2 separate regions of the Homo sapiens genome follow, and region 2 is linked to region 1. The links are chromatin loops, found by intact Hi-C in ENCODE. Cell type or tissue: gastrocnemius medialis. All regions are shown on one strand. Links, peaks and the distances in the headings refer to the core of each region. The heading gives the core; the rest is flanking DNA. Region 1 has its middle 8.1 kb from the start of KCTD12. Region 2 overlaps LOC105370261 (a long non-coding RNA gene).

What was found. Hi-C counts contacts between places; a loop is a spot of excess contacts. Peaks named below come from ENCODE experiments on the same cell type or tissue, not always from the same donor. Only the 100,000 strongest peaks of a DNase experiment are listed, where the experiment ranks them.
Region 2: a loop joins it to region 1, with 4 times the contacts of the local background. A loop is called at or near these places in 1 of 110 quality-filtered maps.

Annotation. Positions count from the first base shown.
Region 1 is chr13:76,889,651-76,899,446 of GRCh38, forward strand. No RefSeq gene overlaps it. Among named protein-coding and RNA genes, the nearest start is that of KCTD12, 8.1 kb to the left of the region's middle. In gastrocnemius medialis, for the core only: no CTCF peak of the experiment used is centred there; no DNase peak of the experiment used is centred there.
Region 2 is chr13:76,280,100-76,289,895 of GRCh38, forward strand. It overlaps LOC105370261 (a long non-coding RNA gene), which reads left to right. Exons shown (of 3, transcript XR_942092.3): 3 at 864-1,168. Among named protein-coding and RNA genes, the nearest start is that of LINC00561, 350 kb to the left of the region's middle. In gastrocnemius medialis, for the core only: no CTCF peak of the experiment used is centred there; no DNase peak of the experiment used is centred there; H3K27ac peaks cover 591 bases.

The DNA.
Region 1 (9,796 bases), core at 1,797-9,796:
TGTGTGTTCTGTTTCTTGCCTATTGGTTGGTATCACAGAATTCAAAAGGAAATACTACTGGGGAACTCTGATGCTGGGACTTGAGGGCCTGAGTGTTTATAAGAAGAGAGTCATAACTCTTTAGCATCTCCAGTATGTTAAATATGCTTGATTGCAAGGGATTGGGGAGGATTTGGAAACCCACTAGCCCTGTGTTTAGTCTCAAACCAGTTTCTAATGATGGTCATTGCTAATTGATGGTCATTGCTCCTTTTCAAGTAACTCTTTGTATTTTCCTGAATAAGATACAGTGTGCCTGCAAGTAACCTGTCCTTTGATCCTAAAGTGGAGGATACTGGAAACATCTCTGGACCTACATTCTCATCTCATTTGCATCTTCTCCCCCACCTACTGCCTTCTCTTCAAACCAGCTTCCCCTCCCACTCCCCACAGTAATCCTTCTTATCCAAAGTTTCCATTACCATGGTTTCAGTTACCCATGGTCAGCTGTGGTTTGAAAATATTACATGGAAATTCCAGAAATATAACTAATTCATAAATTCAAAATTGCACACCATTCAGAGTAGTGTGATGAAATCTCCCACTGTCCTGCTTCGTCTTGCCCTGGACATGAATATCCACACCTCTACACTCCCAACCCATGAGTCACTTAGTAGCCATCTCAGCTGTCAGATCAACTGTCTTAGTATCACCCTATCACAGTGCTTGTGTTCAAGTAACACTCAGTTTACTTAATAAATGGCCACAAATTACAAGAGTAGTGATGCTGGCAATTCAGATATGCCAAAGAGAAGCCATAAAATGCTGCCTTTAAGTGAAAAGGTGAAAGTTCTCAATTTAATAAGAAAAAAAAAGTTACATCCCAAGGTTGCTAAGATCTATGATAAGAATGTAGACATTGTGAAATTTCTGTGAAATTATGAAGGAAAAATTTGTGCTAGTTTTGCTGTCACACCTCCAAACACAAAACGTATGGCACAGAGTGCATGATAAGTGTGTAGTGAAAATGGAAAAGGCATTAAACTTGTGGATTGAAGACATGAAGAGAAACATGTTCCAATGGACAGCAATCAGGTTCAGTACTACCTACGGTTTCAGTCACCCACTGAGGGTCTTGGAATGTATACCCTTTGTATGAAAGGAGACTACTGTATTCTGCATACCAAAGATTTAAGGAAAGGAATGAGGAACATGAAGAGAAATATAAAGTTAAAGGGGAGGAAGAACTGGTGAAATGAAGTGAGTGCCTTTGAGAATTGAATGAATTTAATATATGTGAAAATGATCTGTACATTGTAAAACACCATTCAAGTGTCAGAATCATTATTTTCCACCACTTATCATGGTGCTTGACAAGTCTTCCCAATAAATACTGAATGAACAAATGAATGGCAGAAACATTAAAATGAACACTATGGGGAAAGGGGAAGAGAGGCAGAATCAGAAATTATCCTGAATAAATATTTATTCCATTTGTCATCCTCCTAATATGTGTGAATCTTTTCTCCATGCAGGCTTTAGAAGTCATTGACTTTTTGCATTTAGAAGGAGAGATTAATTGAATAACATTAAGTGAATCCGGAGGCAAAATGATCTTAATAAAGATTTGGTAAAAGATGTGACAATATTTAACCTGAAGAAAAGAGAACAAAATGTTATATAGGGTACACTGCCAAAATACTAGGTCTAAATTCCAGTTACTCAGGAGGCTGAGGCAGGAGAATTGCTTGAACCTGAGAGGCAGAGGTTGCAGTGAGCCAAGGTCGCACCACTGCACTCCAGCCTAGGCAACAGAGCGAGACCCCATCTCAAAAAACAAAACAAACAAAAAAAAAAAACAGGTCTAGACAGTAAAGAATATCCCAACATTGTATGATTATCTCTAGAGTATGATTTTTATGATTTATAGAACCAAACAAAGAAACAAAAGTTAACAATGTTGATATTTCTATACCCTTAAGATGGTGTTTGGAGCTTATCCAGGAAACAAATAATATAACAAGCATGTATAGAGTACTTACTATGAGCCAGCCCTATTTATAGAACTATACATGTATGAACTCATTTAATCCTAACAATAACTTTATGAGGTTGGTGCTATTACCCAAGTTTTAGATGAGAAACTGAGGCACAGTGAACTAATTTTCCCAAGATCATACAGCAAATAGGTGCTGGAGCTGGGATTTGAACCCAGGCAGTGTAGCCTTAGAATCTGTGCTTTTAAACACTGCATTTTAAATCCCCTTTCCTCTAGGAGTGCTTTACATGTATTAAGAAGTAAGTTATATTATTTTCCCCCTTTACAGATGAGAAACCCAAGGCAAAGAGAAGTAAGGTAACTTGACCAAGATAACACAGCTCTTTATCTCTGCTGGGGGCAGAAATGCTACTCTAAAGTCTACGTGCTTGTGTTCCGCAGTACTGGTAACCAGAAACTCAAAGTAGCCACCCTGAAAGAACTAGGGTTAAGAAAGAGTCAAGTCCTTGGCCCTTATTTCTTCTTTCTGCCTTCTTTTTTCCTTCCAACCTATTTTAGGTTTATGGGTACCTGTGCAGGTTTGTTACACAGGTAAATTGCACGTCGCAGGGGTTTGGTGTACAGATTATTTCATCACCAAAGTAATAAGCATAGTACCTGATAGGTAGTTTTTGGATTCTCACCTTCCATCCAACCTCTACCCTCAAGTAGGCTCCAATGTCTATTGTTCCCTTCCTTGTATCCATGTGTACTTTTACCCAAATAAGAATCTCTATTTGAGCCCCTGGATAGAACTGACACACTATTGTCCTAATCTTTCCCTAATTCAGTCCTGTACACAAAATAAACAAGATTTTATTTCTGGCTCTCTCAAATATCATTACGGTTTGCAAAGCACCAAGTTCCTAGCATGTTCATTTGGCTTTATTCTGATCTCATTAACTCTTGACAAGGATAAAGTGAATCCATGGAAACTGCTGAGATCTAGGTTCCAGTTTCCCAAAGCAAGCAGTATCCACTGGTCTTCTGGGGCTCATAAAATTGAACAAGTGCATTCTACTTGTGGCTTTGCATATCAAACTGAACACAAAAATAGCTGGCCCTCATCACTTGAGTGATTCTGGAACTTCTGACTAAGACTAATTATTAACATCACTGATGTTTCATAAGAATTTGAAAGTCTTGGTTTCCAATCATGATATTAAATTTAGAGAGGAACTATATATAAGTTATCACATTCTAATCACATTCTAGTGTTTTTCTGTTTCGAGTGTTTTCATATTGTCAGGTTGACTTAATTATCACAATTTTGTGAGGTGTTAACCAACCTGTGTTCCAAATGAAGAAAGAAACTCAAAAAGGTTAGGTGACTCACACCTCCTCTCAGGTGGCTGGGATGCAGTGCTGGGATGCACGTGGATGCTTCCTGATTTCATATCCCATGCTCTTTGAACTCTTCAGCAGCCATATCAGCTCCATTTAACACCCAAATGAAGGTTGTCATTCAAAATAATCACCTTGAAGACTATATACTCCTTTGAGGGATGCTGGAATCACTCACCATTTTTGGTACATTTGTTTGGAAATTTTCTTCAAAGCCAATTTACACAAGAATATCACCCTATTATTTTATACTTATGTTAAAGTTGTAGTTGATATCTTTCTAGGGCTCTAAAACAGGGCACCTCACTGCAGGACAGACCCACATGCCTGAAAATAAATTAGGACAAAGCCAGTTTTCATGAATGAAACTAAGGTGATGATCATCGGGTATTCACCTTTTGACATTGGGTTTTAAAGATCTCATCCCTAGAGTTCTCTAATATGCTGAATAGCATTGAGTTTAGGTTACTTAGAAAGAAGGGCTGATTCAACTGCAGAGATTTTAATATGTGGTTCCAGAAAGTCTGCATATTTTATTGTGAGGTTTGCACAAGAAGCCAAGCCACTGGCTAGACTGTAATGGTTGATTTCTTATGTAATTGTAAGATCATTTATTTGATATAATTAAGGGGGAAAAATATATTTCCCCAATTTGCTTTCCAGTTACTAAAGAAATATGCATAATATTTCACAGTAAGAAAATTGCCTCAAAACATGCTAAACTTTAAATTTACATTACTTGGTATAATTTACTTTTAAAAAATACATTTCTTTTCCTACAGTAAAATATAGATGGGAAAATCATACACTTTAGAGTTTGATGAACCTGTATCCTTCTCCTGGTTTTATTTAAAATCAGATATTGGTCATAGTTATTTAAATATTCTAAACTTCAGATATTTATCTTAAAATGGAGCAAAAATACCAACCTCATGGGACTCTTGTGAGATTAAATGAGATGATACAAAGCATTTTCTTCCACAATGTCTGGCACATAACGGATACATCATGACATCATGCATGTAGGTTTCTGCTCCCACCCTTTCATTCCCCCATTGCCATTGCACTTCTATAATTCAGAGTTCCTTGGTGAGTTTGCTTACCTCATTCTTCAATCTGTTTATCACTCTCTCTTAGATGATGTCTCTTTAACAGTAACTAAAATGGACAGGGTAAATGGCACTTCCTCAGCAGTTCCCCATTTCTTCCTAGGAGTCAGTCACATCTAACACAAATTTACTCTCTGGTTGGAAAATTTAGTCAAAATCTAGACAGCTGGGAACCCTCAATTCCAGGGCTTATTTCTCATCCTAGACTTTGCAACTCAAAGTACAGTTGGCATAGTTTTATCTCCGTAACTAAAAGTTCAGCTATTGGCAACCTCTAGGAGGTAAAGGCTGGGTAGGGGTGAGCAGAAGTGTTCTAAAGAGGGCCTTAAAAACTCCAGGTATCCTTAAAATCCAAAGACAATGACTTTTTCTCTGTTCTAAACCCAGGGACTTAAGCCATGAAATGTTGAGGAACTGAGCCTAAAGAGGGCAAGAGCACCATCCCAAACCACAGCTATGGTGTTTCCCCCTAGCTTCCAGGCGACAGTGGCTCCACAACAGGAAGAACGTGTGCACACTGCAAAGGAAACAGAAGTTTTGCATGGCTGCAACAGATTTTACTGGAAGAAGTATCAACAGTGCAAGTTTAGCTCCCCTTTACATTGCATTCAACATCCCTTCAAATATTTATAGAGCACCTGCTATGTGCCTGATCTTGCCAGAAGTTATGGATGGTTCCACAGGTCCTTGGCCCATGAGAACCTGTACAATATCAAAGTAAGTGACTAGTAAAATAGCAGGGACATGCCACAGGTGAAGATCATAGGGAGGGAAGTTACCTTCCTGCATGAGTCAGAGGTTTCTAGAGAAACAGGAAAGATACTATACAAAGCTGACCTCAAGTAAGTCAGGTCAAACAAAACACTTTTCCTCAGCATTGCTAATATCTCAGCATTGTGATAATACTGTAGACATAAGTATATTATATTTTGGCAAGGTATCTGACAGCTCATTCATGATCTTTTTGGATAAGATAGAGAAATGTGTGCTGGACAATAATATCAATTAGATGGAGACATGGTTGATAAAAACAGACATTCAAAGATTATTGATGAATGAAACAATGCGTAACTGAAGAGAACGGGTTAGGAGAAAGATTCTGTTTTAGCTTTTTTCTATTGAATTTTTATCAGTAAATTAAATTAACATGTGGGAATTATGCTAATAAAATGTATAGTTACACAGAGCTTAGTGGGCTAACTAACCAAACAAATATGGAATTAACTTTCAAAATTATCCACATAGGTTTCAGCAAGAAAGAGAAGCAAATAAGAGAGGATGTAGTAAGTATAAAGGTAAAGTTATGCAATTGCTTATGACACAGTCGAGCAGTTTACATGAAAAGTGACCTGGGAGTCTGCATCTACTGCAAGTTTAAGAAGCCAATACAGTGGCATGACTGTAACATGCACAGGTACAAACACCAAATACAATCGCTTTTCAACATTGGAAAGGACCTTATAAATTATTTATGTCAAATCTTTCCTCTTACAGATCCAAGCTGAGGATGTGATAGTAAAAACACAATAACTGACAGTAAAACTACACCTAGCATTCACATATCTTTAAGTCTAGGCATCACAAGCTTAAGAGTTATCTTAATAGGCAAGAGTATATTTGAAGGAGTATAAGCAAGCTTGTGAAGAATCCAAAAACAATGTAATAGCAAGATTTTTTAAATTTTAGCATAGAATAGCTTAGAAGAGAGTATTACTGGAGGCAGTGTGGCAGCTTGTCTTAGTCTGTTCACGTTGCTCTAACAAAATACCATAAACTGGGTGGCTTATAAATAACAGGAATGTATGTCTAACAGTTCTCATGGCTGAGAAGTCCAAAATCAAATCATCAGCAGATTAGGTGTCTAGAGAGGGTCTATTTCCTGGTGTGCAGATGGCTCCTTCTCTCTATGTCCTCACATAGTGGAAGAGGCAAACAAGCTCCCTCAGGCCTCTTTTATCAGGGCACTAATCCCATTCATGAGAACCTGATCACCTCCCAAGACCGCCTCTTAATACCATTATATGGGGGATTTGGTTTCAGCATGGGAATTTGAAGGGGACACAAACATTTAGACCATAGCACATGTTTAATGAGTCTGAAAAGTCCTTAGGACCCCCTGACCTAAAGGCTGAATTAGGGACATTGTCTTTGGGGGTGAGTAGACTGCTTCAATGTGTTCATTGTTGAACTACAGGGTTCTAGGTGGCCGGAGCATTGTCCAGTATTAAAAGAACTTTAAAAAGGCAGTCCCTTATTGATGAGGTACTTCCTGACTTCAGGGACAAAGTCACTGATGGAACCAATCCAGAAAAAGTGTTCTCATTGTCCAGCTCTTCTTCTTGTACAGCCAAAAGACTGGCAGCTGGTGTTTACCTTTTCCCTTCAAGGCTTGGGAGTTAGCAGCTGTATAAAAAGGGCAGTCCTAATCATAAATCCAATTGCATTTGTGCAAAACAGTAGGGGTAACCTATCCCTTCCTTCCTTAAATCCTAGTGCTTGCTTATCTTCCTTACTAAGAAATGTCCTATGTGGATTCCCTGCCCCCTCCAGAATAGAGCACTTTTGTCTGCATTAAATACCTGTTCAGGTAGATATCCTTCTTTTCTCAATGATTTTCTTAATGGTGTCTGGGAACTCGTCTGCTGCTTCTTGGTTGGCAGATACAGCTTCCCTTGTTATCTTCATATTTTTAAAACAAATCTCTTCCTAAAATTATCAAACCATCCTTTGCTGATATTAAGTTCTTCAGCTTTAGATCCTTCACCTTCCTTTATTAAGTTGTCATACCATGACTTTGCTTTTTCTTGAATCACATTAGAGTTTATAGATATGCCTTTCTTATAACAATTCTGTATCTACATGAAAAGCTGCATTTTCAATTCAAGATAAAAAGGTATTTTGCAAAAAGTCCAAGATTTTCATGCCTGCTGGCATAGCTGCAGCAGTGGCTTCATGAGTCTCCTCTCCTCTCCTCTCCTTTCTTTCCTTTTTTTTTTTTTATCAATGGTCCTTATACCGGATTCATTTATCTTGAAATGAAACCACAGCTGCAGACCTCAATCTATAATACACACCAAGCAATTTAACTGTTTCTTGTAATGTCATGACTTTTTTCTGCTTCTTAGGAGCATTTCCAGCATCACTAGTGGCAGTTTGTATGGGTGTCATGTGTTATTCAAGGTTTATGCTATTGCATTAAAACATGTTAAAAAAAATACACAGGAAACATGAGAGATCACTTTTCATTGTGACACATAATTTACCAGAGTTATGACCTGCTCATGCAGAGATGAGTAGCATTACATGGCATTTTAAGTGGATACTTTTGACACTTGAGCTCACTACAATAGCAACAGGAGGTGGCTATGAAATTATAGTAGTATAGTATGTGCTACAGTTAATTTTGTGCAGTTATAATTTAATACTGCATGTTTGTTTATAATTCTCTCAACTGCAGTGGTGCCATGTTTGGTCAGTAAGTATATACATAAATTTTGATGCAATTTACCTTTTTATAATAGCTTTGTGTAAATTTTATGGTAGCAAATCATCTAATAGGCTTGTATTGACATACATTTTATGCATTCATGACACAAGAAAATTTTTTTTATATTTCTAGGCCACATGAATGAAATGAGAGAACTCATTTCAGCATTAACTCAAATGTTCATAGTTCAAAGTCTCATGTGAGACAAGGCAAGTTCCTTCCCCCCCAGGAGCCTGTAAAATCAAAAGCAAGTTAGTTGCTTGTTAGCTACAATAGGGATGCAGGCATTGAGTAAATACAGCCATTCCAAATGGGAGAAATTGGCCAAAACAAAGGGGCTACAGGGCCCATTCAAGTCTGAAATCTAGCAGGGCAGTCAAATCTTAAAGCTCCAAAAGGATCTCCTTTGACACCATGTCTCACATCCAGGTCACACTGATGCAAGAAGTAGGTTCCCATAGTCTTGGTCAGCTTCACCCCTGTGGCTTTGCAGGGTACAGCCTCCCTCCTGGCTGCTTTCACAGCCTGGTGTTGAGTGTCTATGGCTTTTCCAGGCACATAATGCAAGCTGTCAGTGGACCTACCATTCTGGGGTCTGGAGGATGGTGGCCCTTTTCTCACAGCTCCACTAGGTGGTGCCCCAGTAGAGACTCTGTATGGGGGCTCCTACCCCACATTTTCCTTCTGCACTGCCCTAGCAGAGATTTTACATGAGGACCCCCTCCATAGCAAACTTCTGCCTGGACATCCAAGCATTTCCATACATCTGAAATCTAGGCACAAGTTCCCAAACCCCAATTCTTGGCTTCTGTGCACTCGCAGAATCAACACCACATGGAAGCTACCAAAGCTTGAGGCTTGCACCCTCTAAGCTCTGTGTTGTGAGCTCTGTGTTGGCCCTTTTCACCCATAGCTGCAGTGGCTGGGATGCAGGGCACCAAGTCTCTAGGCTGCACACAGCATGAGGACCCTGGGCCTGGCCCAAAAAAACACTTTTTCCCTCTAGGCTTCCAGGCCTGTGATGGGAGGGGCTGCTGTGAAGACTTCTGACATGCCCTGGAGACATTTTCCCCATTGTCTTGGGGATTAAAATTAAGCTCCTCATTACTTATGCAAATTTCTGCAGCTGACTTGAATGTCTCCTCAGAAAATAGGATTGTCTTTTCTATCACATTGTCAGGATGCAAATTTTCCAAACTTTTATGCTCTGCTTCCCTTATAAAAATAAATGCTTTTAACAGCACCCAAGTCATCTCTTAAATGCTTTGCTGCTTAGAAATTTCTTCTGCCAGATACCCTAAATCATCTCTCTCAAGTTCAAAGTTCCACAAATCTCTAGGGCAGGGGCAAAATGCTGCCCGTCTCTTTGCTAAAACATAGCAAGAGTCATCTTTGCTCCAGTTCCCAAAAAGTTCCCCATTTCATCTGAGACCACCTCAGCCTGGAACTTATTGTACATATTACTATCAGCATTTTTGTCAAAGCCATTCAACAAGTTTCTAGGAAGTTCCAAACTTTCCCACATTTTCCTGTCTTCTGAGCTCTCCAAACTGTTCCAACTTTTGCGTATTACCCAGTTCTAAAGTCACTTCCACATTCTCAAGTATCTTTTCGGTAACACCCTACTCCTGGTAGCAAATTACTATATTAGTCCATTTTCCTGCTGCTGATAAAGACATACATGAGACTGGGCAATTTACAAAAGAAAGAGTTTTACTGGATTTACGGTTCCACGTGGCTGGGGAGGCCTCACAATCATGGCAGAAGGCAAGGAGGAGCAAGTCACATCTTACATGGATGGCAGCAGGTAAAGAGAGAGCTTGTGCAGAGAAACTCCTG
Region 2 (9,796 bases), core at 1,797-9,796, 610 kb before region 1:
GTCATCCCATTACTGGGTATACAACCAAAGGAAAATAAATCATTCTACCAAAAAGACACATGTACTCATGTAGTCATTGCAGCATTATTCACAATAGCAAAGACATGGAATCCACCTAGGTGCCCATCAGTGATGGACTGGATAAAGAAAATGTGCTACATATACACCACGGAATACTATGCAGCCATAAAAAAGAATAAAATCATGGTCTTTGCAGCAACATGGATGCAGCTGAAGGTCACCATCCTAAGCGAATTAATGCAGAAACAGAAAGCCAAATAGCACATGTTCTTACTTACAAGTGGGAGTCAATCACTGGGCACACAGGGACACAGATGGGAAAATAGACACCAGAGCTTCCAAAAGAGGGAGAGAAAGAGGGGGCCAAAGGTTGAAAATCTACCCATCAAGTACTATGTTTGCAACTTGGGTGAACAGATCACTAGAAACCCAAACCTCAGCATCATGTAATATACCCATATAACAAACCTGCACATGTACTCCCTGAATCTAAATATATGAAAGGAAAAAACAGTACAGCAGCAGTAAATACTAAGATGTGCCACCTAGATTCTCCTTCAGGAATAAAGTACATATCGCCGCAGTTTCTGAGTGTGCCACTGGCATCCAGACCTCAGCTATCAGCCCTCTTCTGAATTGCCTCTGCTGAGGAGTGCTATCTTGCCCAAGGTCATAACTACTGGACATAAGAATGTAAAGGCTCTGTCTTCTCCTTTAATTCTTAAAAACTGTTAAGGACCACCCTTGATTCAATATGGTTGGCTAACGGCCTTCGTTGTGACTGCATCACAGCCCAACATCTTCCTCTGCCAAATCCTGCCTCTTTCTCTTCATTTCCACAGGTGTTGATCCCAAGAGTGCTTCCTAAGAATCCTCCTCCATGTTAACTTTCATCCTAGAGTCTGCTTCACTGATTGCCCAACTTGCAACAGAAAGTAGTAATATCTCTGCTTTTGTATTGTTTCATGCACTACTCATCTAAGGTTCTAGGACAGTGTTCTCTCTCGTTTCCAATAATAAAATTCTTCTGATTGTCCTGGGGAGTATTTTTGATGTGCATTTTATAGTCTCTCATGCAGCAAAAACCCAAGTGAAATAGCTATCTACACTTTGTAGATTCATTAAATGCATTGGATACACAACGAAATTGAGCTTCTTATTTATGGTTTCCTTCAATAAATGTGGTTTTAAAAATTCCTTGTTTGTGAATAATTTAAGTTCACTGAAAGGAGTTTGACGGGTTATTTAAATTGAACGTTGTGGAGAAATAGTATTATTTTAATTGCTAGATGTTTTAGCCATTCTGTGAAATCTCTTTATTCATGGAAATAGCATAATTTTTTATTTTGAAAAAGTGTATTTCAGCCTGCGAAACATGGTGAAACCTTGTCTCTACAAAATATAGAAAAATTAGCCAGGCATGGTGGAGCCCCTGTCATCCCAGCTACTTGGGGGGCTAAGGCAGGAAGATCACTTGCACCCAGGAGGTTGAGGCTACAGTGAGCCGTGTTCCCACCACTTCACTCCAGTCTGGGTAACCAAGTGAGAGAGCCTGTCTCAAAAAAAAAAAAAAAATTAAGTGCATTATTAAAAAGAAAGCTATTTCACTATTTTTACTTCAAAAAGAGGATCTGAAAAGAGAATGATAGACATTGTCAAATAACGTTGGCTTACAATATTCAACATTAAGTGAAAAGTGTGTAAAAAAACTGCAAAAAGATGGATGCTACACAGAAGAGTTATTTCCCATCGAAAGTCTCTAAAGAACACTTTAGGGATAACTTAATGATATCTCAATATGAGAAAAGGAAAAAAAATGGGCCATTGAGACATTCATTGTGAAAAACATCAAATATTTTTATAAATAATATTTACCTATCATTTTAATTTTATGTAACAAAAAATACAAATTTAGTATTATCTAAACTAGGGATGGGGTAGTTTTATTTTAACGCAAACATTAATATTGAGGCAGCTCACCCCACCAACCTGATTTCTGGAAGTCTGATATAATCATTTGGTATCAAATCTACTTATCTCAGTGGTCTCGGGAACAGGGCAATTGTACTCAGGAATTGATGAATTACAGGGAAACGTAAGGATCAAAGAAGCACAAACAAGACCAACTTCATGGCCCACCTGCATTATTTTGTTGCAGTGAAATTTTGCATAGAAAACATGTTGCCCTGTATCACATTCCTAGGTTTCAGGAGCTTATGAATATGTATTATAAACCAAATGAAGAAATAAATCATCTAAACATAAACAGAAAAAGATAATGGAAACTAATATGCATTGCTTATCTGGCACAGTTCTAGATACTTTTCCCTTAATTAATATCCATAGACCCCATAAGAGGCTTAAATTATTAAGCGTACTTTGCAAAGAAATTAGTAACTTAGCCAACATCATACAGTTAATAAAAGAAGGAGTCAAGATTCAAAGCAAGATCAGTGAGGCTCCAAAGTCCATTTACATTTGTTTGTTTGTTTGTTTGTTAATTTTTTATTTCCATAGGTTTTTGGAGAACAAGTGGTATTTGGTTACATGAGTAACTTATTTAGTGGAGATTTGTGAGATTTTGGTGCACCCATTATCACTCGAGCAGTATATACTGAACCCAATTTGTAGTCTTTTATCCTTCACCCCCATTTGGATTCTTACCATCACACAAGTAGGAATGATTATGTGCACCTGTGTACTATCCTGGGGTCTCCATGCCCCTCATAATCTTTCTCCTCTTTCTTGTTCAGCCCTTCCCTGCTACTTTTTGTGTATCTCATTTGTTTGCTTATTTAATGAAGGCAAGGTATCTTAACTCCTTATGAATAACAAGAATGTTTGAGGTAAGAAAGATGTGTAAGTTAATTGCTTCTTATTGTGAGAACAATACAGGTTGAGTATCCCTTATCCAAAATAGTTGGGACCAGAATTGTTTTGGGTTTCATTTATTTTCGGATTTTGGAATATTTGCATAAACACAATGAGGTCTCTTGGGGATGGGACCTAAGTTCATTTAAGTTTTATATACACTTCGTACACATAGTCTGAAGGTAAGTTTATACAATATTTTAAATAATTGTATGTGTTAAAACAAAGTTTTTGCTATGTTTTGACTGTGACCTGTCACATGAGGTCAGGTGTGGTGCATTTCAAATTTGGGATTTTCAGATTAGGAATGCTTAACCTGTAGTGCTATTACAAAAATTTAACTTCAACTCATCTAAGCTCCTCTGTCTTTTTCAAATAGCCAATAATTGAGTTGTAGAGGACTATGTAAATTACAATAAGCAAAAGTTGAACTCATTACATACGCTTGGTGTGCTTGTATAAATAAACCTATCACAAATAAAGTCATTTACCATATTTCTGGGATGACTATTATGAAAAATGTGTGCAGTTTTCAAGAGACTTAAAATTATTTTTAACAATCCAAAAGAAAAAAAAATGTGATGCATATAGGTCAATGGTTATTAGCCATGGTGAAGTTGTCCCCTATGGGACAGTTGGCAATGTCTGGAGACATTTTTGGTTCTTACAGTTCTATAGGGTGCTATCAGTACCCAATCCACAGCATCTAGGGCTGCTGTTATATATCTTACCATGCACAGGACAGCACTCCTCTGCCCCACAACAAAAACTTATTTAGCCCAAAATGTCAATAGTGGTGTTATTGAGAAATGCTGTTCTAGGTGACATGCAAGTTTTAAGAAATGGGATCGATCTTTCTCTTGTCATAAAATCAAAAATTATGGAATATTTATTTTCCTGCCTCAATCTGTTATACCTTTAATAGTTATTTTATCATGAATTTTGCCTAATATTTATTTTAAAAATATTTTATAAAAATATTGCTGATTTTGTCTATTGAGTTTTGTGGTGCCAGGGCATATAAGTCTCAGGTATTCCACCGTGGTCTTGGTTCTGTTAAAGGTATTTTTAAAAGGAACATAATACAGCACAATGGTGAAAAATAAGACTCTGGGATTTAAATGTCTGGGCCCAAATCATGGTTTTACCAATTCTAATCCCAGGTCCTTGGTTTAGTTTTTTTTTTTGTTTTGTTTTGTTTTGTTTTGTTTTTTTGAGACGGAGTCTCATTCTTTTGCCTAGGCTGGAGTGCAGTGGCGCGATCTTGGCTCACTGCAACCTCTGCCTCCCAGGCTTAAGTGATTCTCTTGCCTCAGCCTTCTGAGTAGCTGGGACTGCAGGTGTACACCACCACACCCCGCTAATTTTTTGTATCTTTAGTAGAGATGTGGTTTCACCATGTTGGCCAGGCTGGTCTCAAACTCCTGACCTCAAGTGATCCACCCAGCTTGGCCTCCCAAAGTGCTGGGATTACAGGCATGAGCCACTCTGCCAACTCCTTGGTTTACTTCTCCATCTATAAAATGGAGAAAGTAGTACCTATGTCATATGGTTGGCTCAAGAGGTAAATTTATCAGCAAAATATCTGGTAAAGTCAACTCACCATAAACACATAACACTAAACTGGGTATACTTTGTGGTGTCATGAATAGCGGGGAGGGAGAATGAGTGTTCTTTTGTTGTTCAACATTTGTAAGGAATAGCACTATCCCGTCCATTCCCTTTTTCTCTATTTATGAGGGCCACATCCAAGCCCTTCATTTTTGGTTATCTTACCTCCATGTGGTTGTAGAACAGAAACTTCTAGTTACCTAGAACAAAAATCAATTTTCCGCTTCTGCTACAATAACAAAATGTTGCATTTCATCTGGTCTCACTGTCACCTGGAATTAAAAAAAAAACAATGGACAGTATTTCCTAGATTCCCTTGTAGCTAGCTGTAGCCTTGTAATAAGTAGTACTTACCACAGCAGAAACATATATGTGAAATTCTAGAAAGGCTGTTTATGGATTTAAATTATTAAGGAGGGAGATGTTTTTTGCTTTATCTTTTGTTCTTCATCTGGCCTGCAATGCCAAAGTGATTGGAGATCCAGCCATCACTTCGAAACATGAGAATGTTAGAGTAGGTAGCTAAGCAAACATGAGCAGAACAGGAGAGGGTCCCCCCCTCCCCGTCCCCTCTGCCTCCCAGGAATATCAGGTGACCATCAGGTGATGGTCAGGCAGTTGTTAAAGAGTCTCTCTAAAATAATAATTGGTTGTAGCTGGCACCAAGGAAAGGCAGGCTCCTAATAGATAGAAAACACCTGAAGCTGGTGGTCAGCAACTTCCTGATAAGATCTTGTTCAGGAGCTGGGTGAACGGGCTCAAGCATGCACAGTACGAGACAAAAAAGAAGACTTCAACTGGTATATGACCTTCCTCTAGGAACACTCTACTGGTAAGGAAAAAATGTCTCAAATGAGCACGTGCCCAACTTCAGTAAACACACTGTACATGCGACCCCTCCCAAGTGCTGTCAGGCCACTGCACATGTAGACAGCCCACCCCAAAGAAAAATCAAGGGAAAAGAAATGCAAACTTCTGAACCATGCCAGTGTGTAAAAACCCCAAGTCAAGGGCCAAACGGTGCTCTTCGATCTCTCAAGTTGCCCGCTTGGTCCTCTTCCAAGTGTACTTCACTTCCTTTCGTTCCTGCTCTAAAACTTTTGAATAAACTTTCACTCCTGCTTTAAAACTTGCCTCAGCCTCTCGCTCTGCTTTATGCCTCTCTGCTGAATTCTTTCCTCCAAGGAGGCAAGAATTGAATTGCTGCAGACCTGTATGGATTTGCTACTGCCTACAAGAACACCATGGAAATAGCAGACACTTTATGTTAGCATAGTGAAGTGGAAAGATGGATGTCAGGGTTCCTGATCTGATGATAAGATGGAGTTGCCACTTCAGCCTTAACCTGCCCACTTCTGGACCTTTTTTAAATGAGAGAGAAAAAGAACAATCTTGTATTTCTCATCATCAGTCACAATATTTGTGTTTAGTACAGCCAAGCCTTATTTTAACTGATAAAAATCACCTTTTCATGTGTCATTTTGGAACCCTTGAGAGCTAACTAGCTTTCCTTAACCACACTCACTCTAACAAGGATTTGTATGTCTAGCAGACTTGCTTAATTTATAAATAGCTTTTTAGGACCTTTATTTTCATTTTCCCTTATCTTCCACTTAAAGTTATTAACTTGGCTTTCGGCTTTAATTTCTGTAGCTCGAATTTTGCTAGTCATATGTGCAGATAAGCGGCCCACACTTTTGACTCACACCAAATAGAGAATGTTTGCTTAACAATGAAACACATTTTATTTTTACATGTAACTTCTTCTCTAGCCATAAACTGGAAAGTTGGATGTCCTTGCTTTTGCAAACTGCTTGGTAACCACTATTCTGACCTTATTTGATTGAGACTATTTTTGGATACAGAAAAATGCATATTTGTGGTTCAAAGCTTAAATTACAAAAACTTGTTCTCGGCTACAGTTGCCAGAGTAAGTCATGAACAATTTCTAATAGGAGAGAACAAAGTGGTTCTTAATACTATTAATAATAATGTAGAAATTAAATGGGAAATGGGTAAAATCAGTCTCATTTAAGTGCCAGGAAAGTCTTCTGCTTCATGCTCATCAAGTGTGAACCTGCACTGTGTAATACCCAATGGGTAGTGAGGAGGAGGAAAAGGAGTAAATGGATAGATAGATAGATAGATAGTAGAAACACATGGCTTTGGTATTTTTTTTTTCTATTTTCCTTTTCAGGTTTCTTCCTGATGCTAGAAAAAGTCTAGAGTATTATTTGAGGAAGTTGTCAAATTCTTTCTAACTTTTTTAAAGACACACACTATGTATGTCTTCTGAAACATACATATATTATTATAGTAAATACTGTCAGTCAGTGCCCCACCTCTATTCCCATGTGCCATATCAATTCAGAGGACTTCATCTGGCCATCACATTCTGTTCTGTCCTCAAGTGGAGCAGGCCAGAAATACCAAGAAGCTAACATCCTTCTGGCAGTAGGCCTCAGCCAGTGAGTTACTGGTGAAAGTTGGTGCGAAAATACCCCAGTTCTCTCTCCTGTTGCATGGTATAACTCTGAAATGCATCTTTTACACCTGCTCCCAGGGATCCTCAATGTGATTAAGCTGGCTTAGTAATGCATAATTTTAATAAAAGATGATCCTTTGTTGCTGTATATATGTCAAGCATTATCTAATTTTAGACAATGTACCTATAATCATCTTCATGATTGGAAAGGAGCTCAAAGGAGTCCAACTGATTATTTTAATCATGTAGCTCTACAGGATCTATCGCATACATTACCTCCTCTGCAGGTGCTTATCAGAGAGAAAATAATAAAATTCTTGAGGGAGAGGAACAATATTTTTTTAAATTCCTGAAGATCATGCATTTACTAAATATGGAACAAATGTTTCCATGTCTTCTGTGTGTCAGATGCATTGCTATGAACTGGGGATATAATGATGTGTTTGTTCTCATGAAGCTTACCACCTAAAATGAGATTAAGGGATAAGTAATAAAACATGTTTTAAGACAAAAAAATGCCATGTAAACTGTATTTATTGCCTGTGCACTCCTCTTTGCAATAAAACTTGCCTCTGTATTAAGCTGAACTCTCAGAGAGACCAGAACAGAGGTGGGTTTTATTGCAAAGAGCAATGCACAGGCAGTAAGTATAGTTATAATACAGAACTGTGTTTTGTTGTAATGTCATCAGCATACATAAAAGTAGATTATACAGAAACAATACAATTACACATAGTACTGTGTTTTTTGGAGGATATGAGGAGTACTAGTTAAATCCGTCTTATAGGATCTCTCATAAGGACACAGAGTAATTTTTCTACTCTCTAATTAAAAGGGATACTTATGCTTGTCCCAATCAACTGGTTTGCTTTTAACTAACTTATGGCTACTATGATCCTTCTATGTTTTCCTATTTTATATTGTAGGCTTTCACTCCCTCCAATATTTGTGGCTCTCACTCTGAAATTCATTGTATTTGTTCTTATTTTTCTCTTATTATGTTTCTCTTAGTTTTTAATATGAATTTGTCTTTATGTAGTGTCCAAATCTTTTTAGGCTACTTCAAATCATTCCAGATTAAGATTTTATATAAGTAACTAATCAAAAATGTGAAATGATTAAAACATCTCAAAGCAAAATATTCCCAATTTTAATAATTTACACAGATATTATTTCATTAGTTAGATAATGTTTCACCTGATCTTTATATCAGAAGTTATTAGAAAACCCATATCTTAGGTCATTGTTGTTAAATTTGAATAATTTTGAATGTGTTTCAAGTTTTAAAAGTTTTATATGCTGTGGATATAAGGGAATCACACAAAAATCAGTTTTTTTCTGTACTTCATATATTAACCTCCTACTCATACAATTTTCAGAGGATTTTAGCACTCATGGAAAGGTTTTTGATCATGCTCAAAGTTTAATATTGCTGCAGCAATAACATCTGTATTTACTTTGAGGAAAAGAACAATCATCCAGCAATTGAAAGACTATACTATGCGGAGGATAACCAAGAACCTTCTTAGAGTTGCAGAGTGTTATGTGTTACTAAAAGAGAGGGATGTTTATCGCAACTAAGTGAAGTCTTCAGATTCAGCAGCCTTGTGAATTTGTGGTGTATAAAATTACAAAGCTCCTTTTGTGGAAAGATGGTCACTCTCAAATTTATGTCCTTTGTTTACAGATTATGTATGACTTTAACAACTCTTTGAGTTATTTAGCCTTTGAAATATTGAGATAGTCTAATTCTATGTGGTTCAAATTAGTTAGATGCGTTAGCTGGGTTGGTTTTTTTGTTTGTTTTTTCGGTGGGGGACTCGTTTTTTATTTAACTAAATTCCCCAAAGTGCACAAATGACAAAACTGATTGACCCATTTATTTCTCTAGAAGAGAATAACAGAGAATTATTCTTTTAAAATATAAAAGGCTGCAGAAAATATCAAATATTTCAGGCACTTTATTTTCCCTAAGTATTTTAGTTTAATTTGATGCTTCACGGTTACATGACTTTCATATAAATGTACCTCAGAATTGTTTAAACCAATTTTCTGCATTATTTCTGCTCTTGTCCTATCAAGGAACTTCTCACTTTAAACAAGACCCCTACTGAGAATTGAGAAGTCATTTAAAATGCCACCATGGTTCTGCATTATATGACTCTGCACCCCCTTCTCTCAGGATGTAAAAAGAAATAATATTGTACCTGAACATAACAACTATAATAGAAATGTTCTGCTTTTTTAAACAACCCCTCTTATGCCATAGGAATTCAAGTTGGTTGATACAAAAATATAAATAATAATGGATGTTAAATTAATAAATAAAGCCAGCTTGGATGAAGGCGATGGGGTGGTAGAGGACATAACTTGTTGACTGTGAAAGTGTTTGATCCAAGTTGGAAAAATGAAGATTCCTTAAGAACTAAGTTTCTTTGTGAGCCCTGTGGTCACAGGCAAGCCTGCCCTTTTATTCTGTGTTCTGAAATGATGTGGAATTTTTTCTCCAAGGCTGTCATTCCAGTACTTTCCACAGGCAAGTAACTGAATATCCAAAAGCCTGGTACTGAAGAGCCAAGCTCAACATCCTCTCTTGGCTCCATTCTATGGCTTTTTCTGCTGAATAAGGCCTGCTGAGAATGACTAGATTGTAGTTTATTATGTTGTCCTGATTATGAATCAGTGCAATTTACAAATGTTTTGCATTTGAAACCCAGAGTTGTTTTAGGCTCATTTGCTGACATATGTGAATTTGCTAGAAAGGGCCAGGATCAAATGACATCCACCATCTGTGAAGGGTATTATGTC